Regions from separate parts of the Homo sapiens genome. Here regions 1, 2 and 3 are each linked to region 4. Evidence: chromatin loops called from intact Hi-C (ENCODE). Cell type or tissue: PC-9. All regions are shown on one strand. Region 1 overlaps LOC107987053 (a long non-coding RNA gene). Region 2 holds the start of CDKN2A (cyclin dependent kinase inhibitor 2A). Region 3 has its middle 13 kb from the start of IFNA14. Region 4 overlaps MTAP (methylthioadenosine phosphorylase).

The links. A loop is a pair of places that touch in the nucleus more often than their neighbours do. Peaks named below come from ENCODE experiments on the same cell type or tissue, not always from the same donor. Only the 100,000 strongest peaks of a DNase experiment are listed, where the experiment ranks them.
Region 1: it touches region 4 in a loop (7-fold over the local background); 4 of 110 quality-filtered maps call a loop at or near these places.
Region 2: it touches region 4 in a loop (6-fold over the local background); 12 of 110 quality-filtered maps call a loop at or near these places.
Region 3: it touches region 4 in a loop (6-fold over the local background); 2 of 110 quality-filtered maps call a loop at or near these places.

The regions. Positions count from the first base shown.
Region 1 is chr9:21,317,444-21,319,943 of GRCh38, forward strand. The region is part of intron 2 of LOC107987053 (a long non-coding RNA gene); the gene reads left to right. Among named protein-coding and RNA genes, the nearest start is that of IFNA5, 13 kb to the left of the region's middle. In PC-9, a CTCF peak has its summit at 1,044 (motif pointing right); no DNase peak of the experiment used is centred here.
Region 2 is chr9:21,973,690-21,976,189 of GRCh38, forward strand. CDKN2A (cyclin dependent kinase inhibitor 2A) reads right to left here and starts at 1,168. Exons shown (of 3, transcript NM_000077.5): 1 at 989-1,168. The coding sequence starts at 1,138. RefSeq lists silencers at 1,126-1,175, 1,396-1,495 and an enhancer at 1,676-1,725. In PC-9, no CTCF peak of the experiment used is centred here; a DNase peak (open chromatin) is centred at 1,432; H3K4me3 peaks cover 2,500 bases; H3K27ac peaks cover 2,302 bases.
Region 3 is chr9:21,251,916-21,254,415 of GRCh38, forward strand. No RefSeq gene overlaps it. Among named protein-coding and RNA genes, the nearest start is that of IFNA14, 13 kb to the left of the region's middle. In PC-9, a CTCF peak has its summit at 1,263 (motif pointing right); no DNase peak of the experiment used is centred here.
Region 4 is chr9:21,812,226-21,814,725 of GRCh38, forward strand. All of the region lies in intron 1 of MTAP (methylthioadenosine phosphorylase), which reads left to right. It also overlaps the pseudogene TUBB8P1. Among named protein-coding and RNA genes, the nearest start is that of MTAP, 11 kb to the left of the region's middle. In PC-9, CTCF peaks have their summits at 943 (motif pointing right), 1,143 and 1,849 (motif pointing right); DNase peaks (open chromatin) are centred at 386, 906 and 1,836; H3K27ac peaks cover 868 bases.

The DNA of each region.
Region 1 (2,500 bases), 490 kb before region 4:
AGAGAAAGGAAGAGAGAGAACCAGGTATATTAAACTTTTTAATATTTTCCCCTGCTCCTAAACTGAGTACCCCACATTCAGTGGTAAAAGAAAGAGACAAGAGACATATTGTGAAATATAACTGAATTTCCCAGTTTCTCTCCTCTCCCATTTCCCAGTTTCTCTCCTCTCCCATTTGAAAAGTGCAATCTGAAGGTTGGGTCTGTAACCTGAGCAAAGAATAAGAAATTCCTCCTAAATTGAAGCCTCTTCCTACTATCTAAGTAATTCTCACACACACTCCTGATTAACTTCTTCAATTACACTATTTGCAGATCACTTTAATACTTCCCAAATTCTACACAAATAGATACCTTCTCTTGATATCATTTGGCAAGAATTGTATCCTCTGATTCCTTTACAAATGTCTTTGCTCTCTTTTACTACTGAGTAAAAAGCACAAGGGATGCAAGTTGACTCATCATTGAAAATAACAGAAAATGTTTTAATTATAAAGTTGGGACATGACCTAAGGAGTGAATGTGTAAAATTAGCAACTTACTGTTAAGAAAGAGCTAATGTACCTTAACCAGGAGATTTTTCTTGATTTCCCTTGTAGTTCTACACCTACATTGGCAGGTTGTACTGATTCCCAGTCTAGCACAAAACATAGAGGGAGGGACAAGTCAAGAGGCTGGAGGCAAGGGACACGTTCTGACCCTTTCTCTCTCCACATAGCTGCCCATTGTTCAAAGAACATGTGCTTCCTGAATCTGGGAGTGTTTTCTCTCTCTGTGATACAAAAGCTAAGAAAATGGGCTTCTTCCAATATTAGGGTTAATTCTTTCCGAGAAAGATGGCCTTTTACAAATGAACGAAAATCTCCTTCAAGGGAACAGAATTCTTTTTCTTATTTTTTATTTTTTTATTTTTATTTTCTTATTATCATACTTTAAGTTTTAGGGTACATGTGCACAACGTGCAGGTTTGTTACATATTCTTTACAGAACAGAAAAGCCTGCCCTCCATAGACTTGGTGCACGTCTTTGCCAGTAGGTGGCTCTCATCCTCTGTAAATATTTCAACGGCCTCCAGAGTAAAATGGATCTTGCATTCTATTTCCTTTTTCCACAGGGATGGTTACATTATTGTAATGGGGATATTCCTTCTTTTCCAAAACTATTCACCAGGAGGGAAGTAAAAAAAAAAAAAAAAAAAAAAACAGGCCAGTGATTTGGATGTTTCTGAAACACCTAGAACTCTCACTCAACTTTTGCTTTCAGCTGATGGCTTTGTACTCTTATGGGAAAATTGACAGCCAGAAATTACAATGGAACAGGAAGCAGCTGTATGAATGGCAGTGCAGGTTAATGGTGAGTGAATGAGGAGAGCACCCTGGGATTTCTACGCTGGGGAGGGAGGAAACTAATGTCATACAGAAATGAAAGAATGGGATCCTCCAGTAAGTAGGGGGGAAGGGAGAGTGTGGCAGCCATCAGAATCAGCAAAGTATTGTGATTTTTCCATGGCTGAAAATCAAGGTAGTCCCATTTCCAATCCCCCTCCCTCCAGAAATATATATATGTATATATATGCTTGTATATACTTAAATTTTATGTAACATAAAATAAGTTTATATACTTATATTAATATACATTACATTTTTAGATTATGTATTTTGTAATTAATATGTGTAAATATAATTATGTATACTTAAGTATATACAGCTTTAAGTATTATATACTTTTACAATCTCATATAATTTAATATATGCTTATTATATTATACTTAACATATTAAAATATATTAAATTTGTATATTATTAAATATATAAGTATACATAATTTAAGCATATGTATTTAAATATACATAAAGAATATATAGGCCTGGCGTGGTGGCTCAGGTCTATAATGCCAGTACTTTGGAAGGCCAAGGCAGGAAGATTGCTTGAGGCCAGGATTTACCAGCCTGGTCAACAGAAGGAGACACCATCTCTACCAAAAAATAAAAAATTAGCCAGGTGTGGTAGTGCACACCTATAGTCTCAGCTATTTGGGAGGCCAAGGTGGGAGGATCACTTGGGCCCAGGAGTTCGAGGATGTAGTGAGGTATGACAGCAGCACTGCAGTCCAGCCTGAACAAAAGAGTGAGACTTTTGTCAAAAAAAAAAGAATATATATTTATATATCTTATATATGTTTTTGTACATTTAAAAATCCATATGTAAATATAATGTGTAAAAATATGTATACATTTATATATTTTAATATATATACTTCAATATATACTTTATATAGAATAACATATATACGATATGTTATATATACACATATACAATATAGCATATAACATATATTGTATGTTATTAAATACATTACAATATTTACTTATTTATTTGTATTTAAATATGTATATATAAATATGTAAGTGTATATTCTGTATATATCTATAGGTAACTTTATATAATACTATATTCAGTTAGTTTCAAATCACCTTTTTTTTTTTAGGGTTGAGTTAGAGA
Region 2 (2,500 bases), 160 kb after region 4:
CAAGTAAGCTAAAGATAGTAAAAGAGCAAAAATGTTAGCAGATATTCCCAAAATGGTAACTACATATTACCTCTGGAATGATCACATGAATGTGGCTCATTATTTCCTAAGTTCCTACAGCAAACATATATTTATTTGCCCTACTCAGTTAAAAATAAACACAATATGTAGTTGCTTCTGAATAATTTTTCTCTCTCTCTTTCTCTCTTTCTTTCTTTCGACAAAGTCTCACTCTGTCACCCAGGCTGGAGTGAAGTGGCTCCATCTCGCTGTTCACTACAACCTCAGCCTCCCGGGTTCAAGCGATTCTCCTGCCTCAACCTCCCGAGTAGCTGGGATTACAGGCGCCTGCCACCACCCCCGGCTACTTTTTGTATTTTTAGTAGAGGCGAGGTTTCACCTGTTGGCCAGGCTGGTCTCGAACTCCCGACCTCAGGTGATTCCCCCCGCCTTGATCTCCCAAAGTGAAGGGATTACAAGGCGTGAGGCACCGCGCCCGGCCGCTTCTGAATAATTTCGATCAAAATTTATATTCGATATTTATTCCAACATACACCACAGATTTCCACTGATAATCCCTCCTAGTAAGAAAGATAAGCTCCATCCAGGTATCTGTGAATTGGAGGCTAAGTAGTCCCAGCACATCTTACATTTCTTTAAGACTCCCTTTTTATCCCAAACGTTCGTAAATTTTGTATCTGATAAAGAGCATACTTCCATCTAATACAAATATGTTCCCCCCTTCAGATCTTCTCAGCATTCGAGAGATCTGTACGCGCGTGGCTCCTCATTCCTCTTCCTTGGCTTCCCAAGCCCCCAGGGCGTCGCCAGGAGGAGGTCTGTGATTACAAACCCCTTCTGAAAACTCCCCAGGAAGCCTCCCCTTTTTCCGGAGAATCGAAGCGCTACCTGATTCCAATTCCCCTGCAAACTTCGTCCTCCAGAGTCGCCCGCCATCCCCTGCTCCCGCTGCAGACCCTCTACCCACCTGGATCGGCCTCCGACCGTAACTATTCGGTGCGTTGGGCAGCGCCCCCGCCTCCAGCAGCGCCCGCACCTCCTCTACCCGACCCCGGGCCGCGGCCGTGGCCAGCCAGTCAGCCGAAGGCTCCATGCTGCTCCCCGCCGCCGGCTCCATGCTGCTCCCCGCCGCCCGCTGCCTGCTCTCCCCCTCTCCGCAGCCGCCGAGCGCACGCGGTCCGCCCCACCCTCTGGTGACCAGCCAGCCCCTCCTCTTTCTTCCTCCGGTGCTGGCGGAAGAGCCCCCTCCGACCCTGTCCCTCAAATCCTCTGGAGGGACCGCGGTATCTTTCCAGGCAAGGGGACGCCGTGAGCGAGTGCTCGGAGGAGGTGCTATTAACTCCGAGCACTTAGCGAATGTGGCACCCCTGAAGTCGCCCCAGGTTGGGTCTCCCCCGGGGGCACCAGCCGGAAGCAGCCCTCGCCAGAGCCAGCGTTGGCAAGGAAGGAGGACTGGGCTCCTCCCCACCTGCCCCCCACACCGCCCTCCGGCCTCCCTGCTCCCAGCCGCGCTCCCCCGCCTGCCAGCAAAGGCGTGTTTGAGTGCGTTCACTCTGTTAAAAAGAAATCCGCCCCCGCCCCGTTTCCTTCCTCCGCGATACAACCTTCCTAACTGCCAAATTGAATCGGGGTGTTTGGTGTCATAGGGAAAGTATGGCTTCTTCTTTTAATCATAAGAAAAAGCAAAACTATTCTTTCCTAGTTGTGAGAGCCCCACCGAGAATCGAAATCACCTGTACGACTAGAAAGTGTCCCCCTACCCCCTCAACCCTTGATTTTCAGGAGCGCGGGGTTCACTAAGTCAGAAACCCTAGTTCAAAGGATTCCTTTTGGAGAGTCGGACTGCTCTCTCCTTCCCCTCCCCTTCCCCTCCTGCGTGTAAAACGGCTGTCTGGGGCAAGGGTTTCTCAGACGTGTACATTGCCTGGTATAAGAGCAGACTCTGAAAAGATGAGGTTTATTTAATACGGACGGGGGAGAATTCTGCCTGTAGGCAGATAGGAAAATGGGGAGGGAGTCATTGGAAGGACGGACTCCATTCTCAAAGTCATAATTCCTAGACCAGAAAAAGTGCTCAGTGTTCTAGAAGCAGAGTTGCACAGTGATCCAAAGACCAGCTTCAAATACTGTCCTGTCTCCTTCACACTTCTCACATTTCTCTTTCCTACTGAAAATACCTTGCATTTTTCGTAATTATAAAGGGGGAAGGGAATATGAGTGCCCCCTGCTTTATAGGGGTTGTTGTGAGTTTAAATGATGTATTAATACATATAAGCCTTAAGAACAGTGCCACACATCCTAAGCTAATACCTGTTAGCTCTTGAATTATCCGCTTTGAGGACTGGCTTGCAATCTTGTTTTGAGGCATAGAAAGAAAATGCTTTGGAGCAGGACGCGGTGGCTCACACCTGTAATCCCAGCACTTTGGGAAGCCGAGGCGGGCAGATCACCTGAGGTCAGGAGTTCGAGGCCAGCTTGG
Region 3 (2,500 bases), 560 kb before region 4:
GGGACTAAGCTTCCATGTGTTCCTCACCAGAGGAACTGTCCAGGGACTTGTATGAGGCAGGCTATAATAGGGCTCCTCTCTGCCAGCTCTGCCACTTCCTTTCATTGGGTCTCCAATACTTTAGAATATATAAAAAATTAACTTCTCGATATGTTCAGGATATAGTTACAGACATTTTTCAGGATAAGGTGACAATATGCAGCCACATCATACAATTTTTGCCCACTGAAATGATAAGCAACAAAAAACAAAAATAACATTAAAGAAATAAGAAGCTTAAAAGTAGTCAGGAATAAAAGGGTTTTTAATATATGAAAGGTGTTAAACCATCAAAGAGACAGAGGAGAGAGAACCAGGTATATTCAAAAGTGTTAATGTTTTCTTTCTGATCCTAAACTGGGCCCCCCACACTCAGTAGCTAATGAAAGAGAGGCAAAGAACAAATATATTGTAAAATATAACTTTGAATTTCCCAATTTCTCTCCTCTTCCATTTCAAAAGAGCCATATAAAGGTTGGGTCTGTAACTTGAGCAAAGAATTGAGAAATCTGTCCTAAGTTGAAGCCTCTTCCTACTAACCTAGCAATTCACACATGCTTCCTGGTTAACTTCTTCAAATACACCATTTCACAGATCACTTTAATGTTTCCCCAATTCTACCCAAATTGATACTTCTACTGGGTATCATTTGGCAAGAATTGTATCTTCTGATCCCTTTACAGATCTCTGTTCTCTCTCTTACTACTGAGTGAAAATAGAAGGGATGCAAGTTGAGTCATTATTGAAAATAACAGAGAATGTTCTCCTTATTATGAATGTAAGTGACATGATCTAAGGAATGAATTTGTAAAATTAGCAACTTACTATTAAGAAAGAGCTAATGTACCTTCAAACAGGAGATTTTAATGGATGTCCATTACAGTTCTACACCCACATTGGCAGGCTGTACTGAATCCTAGTGCAGCTCAATACATAAAGGAGGGATGAGTCAGGGGGCTGAAGTCAAGGGACACATTCTTACCCTTTCTCTCTCTACATAGCTGTCCACTGCCCAAAGGACATGTCCTGCTTGAAGCTGGGAGTACTTTCCTTCTCTATGATAAAAAAAATGAAGGAAATGGGCTTCTTCCAATATAAGGTTCAGCTCTTTCTGAGAAAGAGTCCTTTTTACCTATGAAGAAAATTCTGCAAAGGGACAGAATTCTTTATAGAAAAGAAAAGCTGACTCTCCACAGAGTTGGTGTATGTCTTTGTCATCATGGCCAGTAGGTGGCTGTCATCCTCTGTAAATAACTGAACAGCCTCCAGAGTAGAATAAATCTTGACATTTCCTTTTTCTTTAGAGAAAGTTACATCATTTTAACAAAAGTATTCATTCATTTCCAAAATTTTTCACCAGGAGGGAAAAAAAAAGACCTCTGATATGGATGTTTATGAAAAACCTAGAACTCTCACTTAACTTTTGCTTTTATTTGATGACTTTGTGCTCTTAGGGGAAAACTGACAGCCAAAAACCACAAGGGAACAGGAAGCAGCTGTACGAGTGGCAGTGCGGGTTGCTGGTGAGTGAATGAGGACAGCACGCTGGGATTTCTACACTGGAGAGGGAGGAAGCTATTGTGAGATGGGAGTGAAAGAATTGAATCCTGTAAGCAGAGAGGAAGGGAGAGTGTGGCAGGCATCAGAATCAGCAAAGAATGCTATAAATATAGATAGCTATAAAGCCCATGCTATTTATATATTATATAATATATAGTATCTGAAACAAGTATCAGTCTCTTAGACTGATATTCAATCTCCCAGACTTATATATAGTTAGTCTAGGAGGAGACTATATATATATATATATATATATATATATACACATACACACATCAGGCTACATTTCCCACTACCATTATCAAGAACTGCCAAAAAATGTATAGAGTACCAATTTACAGATATATTTATAATACATTAGTCTACGAGACTAATTCCTTTATCAGATATTTACAAGCTGTCACATTCTTATTGAATAAAAAATCAGTCAGACTTATCTTTAATGTCAAGTGTATCTAATATTCATACTTCTCTAAGACTGTCTTCAATTCTCTTTTTAGGCTCTCAGCATTTTCCAATCAGTTATAGAGAGGGATGGGAGAGTTGACTATTCTCAGATAGATCTATATGAATGAATGAGGAAATATCCATCATCTGTTAAGCCGTGACTCAGTGGAAGATAATCTGTTAAGTTCTTTTACATGTTTTAGTTTGTTTGATATTCACAACTCCTCTAGAAATCTTTCTACCTTACTTTACATCTTTAAAATTTGAGGCTCAGAGGAGTTAAGTAAGTTACCCAGGATCACAGACATGTCCTGGCAAAATATAGATTCAATGCAGAATCTTAAATTCCATGTTACAAGTAATTACTTAAGTTTTATATTTTGAAATTCAGATACAAATTAATCAAAAAATTGCACACTATTTTGCTTTCTGTTTTTTAGTCATAGCTGCTATT
Region 4 (2,500 bases):
AAATGCAGACAGATGGTGACCCCACTCATGGCTGCAGACACCAGGTGGTTCAAGTCACTGTAGGTAGGTGTGGGCAGCTTTAGGGTTCTGAGGCAGATGTCATAGAGAGCTTTATTTATTATCATTGCAGAAGGTCTAGTTTTGAGAAGTTTGGTTTGATGGTCAGTCCGTGGAAAAGTGTGGCATGAGCCACTAGCTTTTAAAATCTGTCAAGGACCTTGATTGACTCCCTATTTCAGAACTCTATCTTGTGTAATAAAGAAGTCCTGGCTGGGCAGAAATTCCATCTCAGGTCTTGAACACATTTCCTACACAGTCTAGAATTAACTGGACTGAGGACTGACGCTTCCTGCCCAGGAGGCCTGGCAAGGTCTTGTCATTGTTTCCTGAGGGTGGATGAGGTCATTAAGAAAGAGTTTTCCTCCCCTCTGAGATGATTCACTCAGATACCTGGAGTCACTGTTTCTGTGCTTGTTCTGTGACCTTCGTCATGAACTTGACCTCTCTGAGCATGTTGTCTCATAACATGGAGACAAATAACTTTTCTAATAAGGTATAATGTTATGGAGGACTCCAGGGGATATTGGGAGAGGGCACATCATAGTGGTTAAGCCTGAAAGACCTAGATTTGTATCCCAGCTTTGCTCCTTATGATTGGCCCCTGGACGAGGTTTTTAATTTTTGTGCTTCTCTTTCTTCGTTTGTAAAACGGGTAACATTCTATAGGGCCCATCTTATGGTCCTGATGATGAAATAAGGTAAGGCCACTGAAGCACTTAGCACAGTGCCTTTAACATGTAAGTCCACAGACACAGTTACTTTATAACTAAGGCAGTACTGAGTTGACACAAACTTAGAGACTCAAAGGAATGTGGATAGAATTGGGCCATCAGTGCTTGGGTACTTCATCCCAGTTGTACTTTGCTGTGGAGCCAGCAGGTGGCGACATTGGCCACATCTTGGCCCTGCTGGCCTCCATCTTAGAGGTCCAGTTTCCTGGGATGGCGGGACTCAGTTGCTACACTTGTCCCTGTATCCCTCGCACAATGTAGGTTTCCGTAAACAACTGGACCTAGTAAAGTGACTGGATGGGCTTGCCTGCAGATCATTCCAGAGCAGTAGCCACTCTTGCTTTCATGTCCAGGGCTACTACATGTTCCTTGCTGAGGGCTGAGTTGCCAGCTACCTGGTGCAGAGTCATTATGCAGCCAGGTGGTGCAGACTGAAGCTTGGGGTTGCTGAGAGTGAGCTCAGGGGCTCTGAAATTCAGCGGGACACCTGGTTAGCATTTCTCAACAACTGCTACAATGCTGGGCAAGTTCACCTAAACTCAGAGGGTGGCTCCAAACAAAGCCCAACTCGATTTGTGTATTTGATCCCGAGCATCCAGTGTTGAATCCAGAATCTGAGATGCCCTGGCTCAGGGAACACCCAGAAACAGCCAGGCCAAAGTGGTGATAAGTTAAAAAGCTAGTAGCTGAATCCCCAGGGAGCTGGCTGAGAGTAATTTCAGAGTCAGCAGTTCATATCTGTGTCCCAGGTGAGGATATGGGCTGGATGGTTTCTTAGCCTCCTCATGACCTGTGGTGCTTCAGAGGTCCACGGAATGAAGGATAAGATGGAGAAGCCAGGCTAAGGAAGGATTGGGATTTCCTAAAACAGTATGAATTTTTGTTATTTTCTATTGAAGTGCCGTAATTTAAATGTATTGACTTAAGTGAACACTTCTGTTGATTTGAAAGCTATAATACTGGTTACTCTTTGTTCGTTGACATAAAAGTATGTTAACCTGCTGTGGTTTTAATAATATACCTCCACAAGATGGCGCCAACATCAAAGCCTGGCTTTGCCACTTAAGGAAATTGTGGTGGACAGTCACAAATTATGTAACCATGTCATGGGAAACAGGCAGAGTTCTTCAGTAAAAACCTCACTAAATTGTCCTTATTTTCTTGTTTGTTTTTTGTTGTTGTTGCTTTTTTTGTGTGTGTGTTTTGTTTTTTTCAGGAAACTGAGCCAGAAAGGTAACCATTTTTTTACGTGTTGATAGGACTCAACTTGTGTAACCTGACCTGAAAATTATTTAATGCAGATGTTCACTGAATTCTTAATCCTGGAATTTTTTTCTTGAGGCCTACTTTATTTTATTTAGTTACCCTTGTGACAATAGATTTAAAGCTTTTCATTGAAAAACAACAATGCTCAGGTCACTTCGCATTAATTAGGTTTCTAATAAAGTTAGCCTGGCACTGTTTACTCTCTAGGAGGTACCAGCCCAAGGAAATTTCCCTAATGATTTGTTACTTATTTTTAGTTTTAACAGTTTAGTTAATTTTTATTTATTTTTGTAATTGTTCTTGTTTGTCTTTCTTAATCATCAAATTAGATCAACTCTCAGAGGATAGTGCTAGGTTTCTTTAACTCAGACAAGGACTTTCAAGATAATCTCTGAAAAATGCAATACAATGCATGAACTTAAAAAAAACTTATAACTACCTTT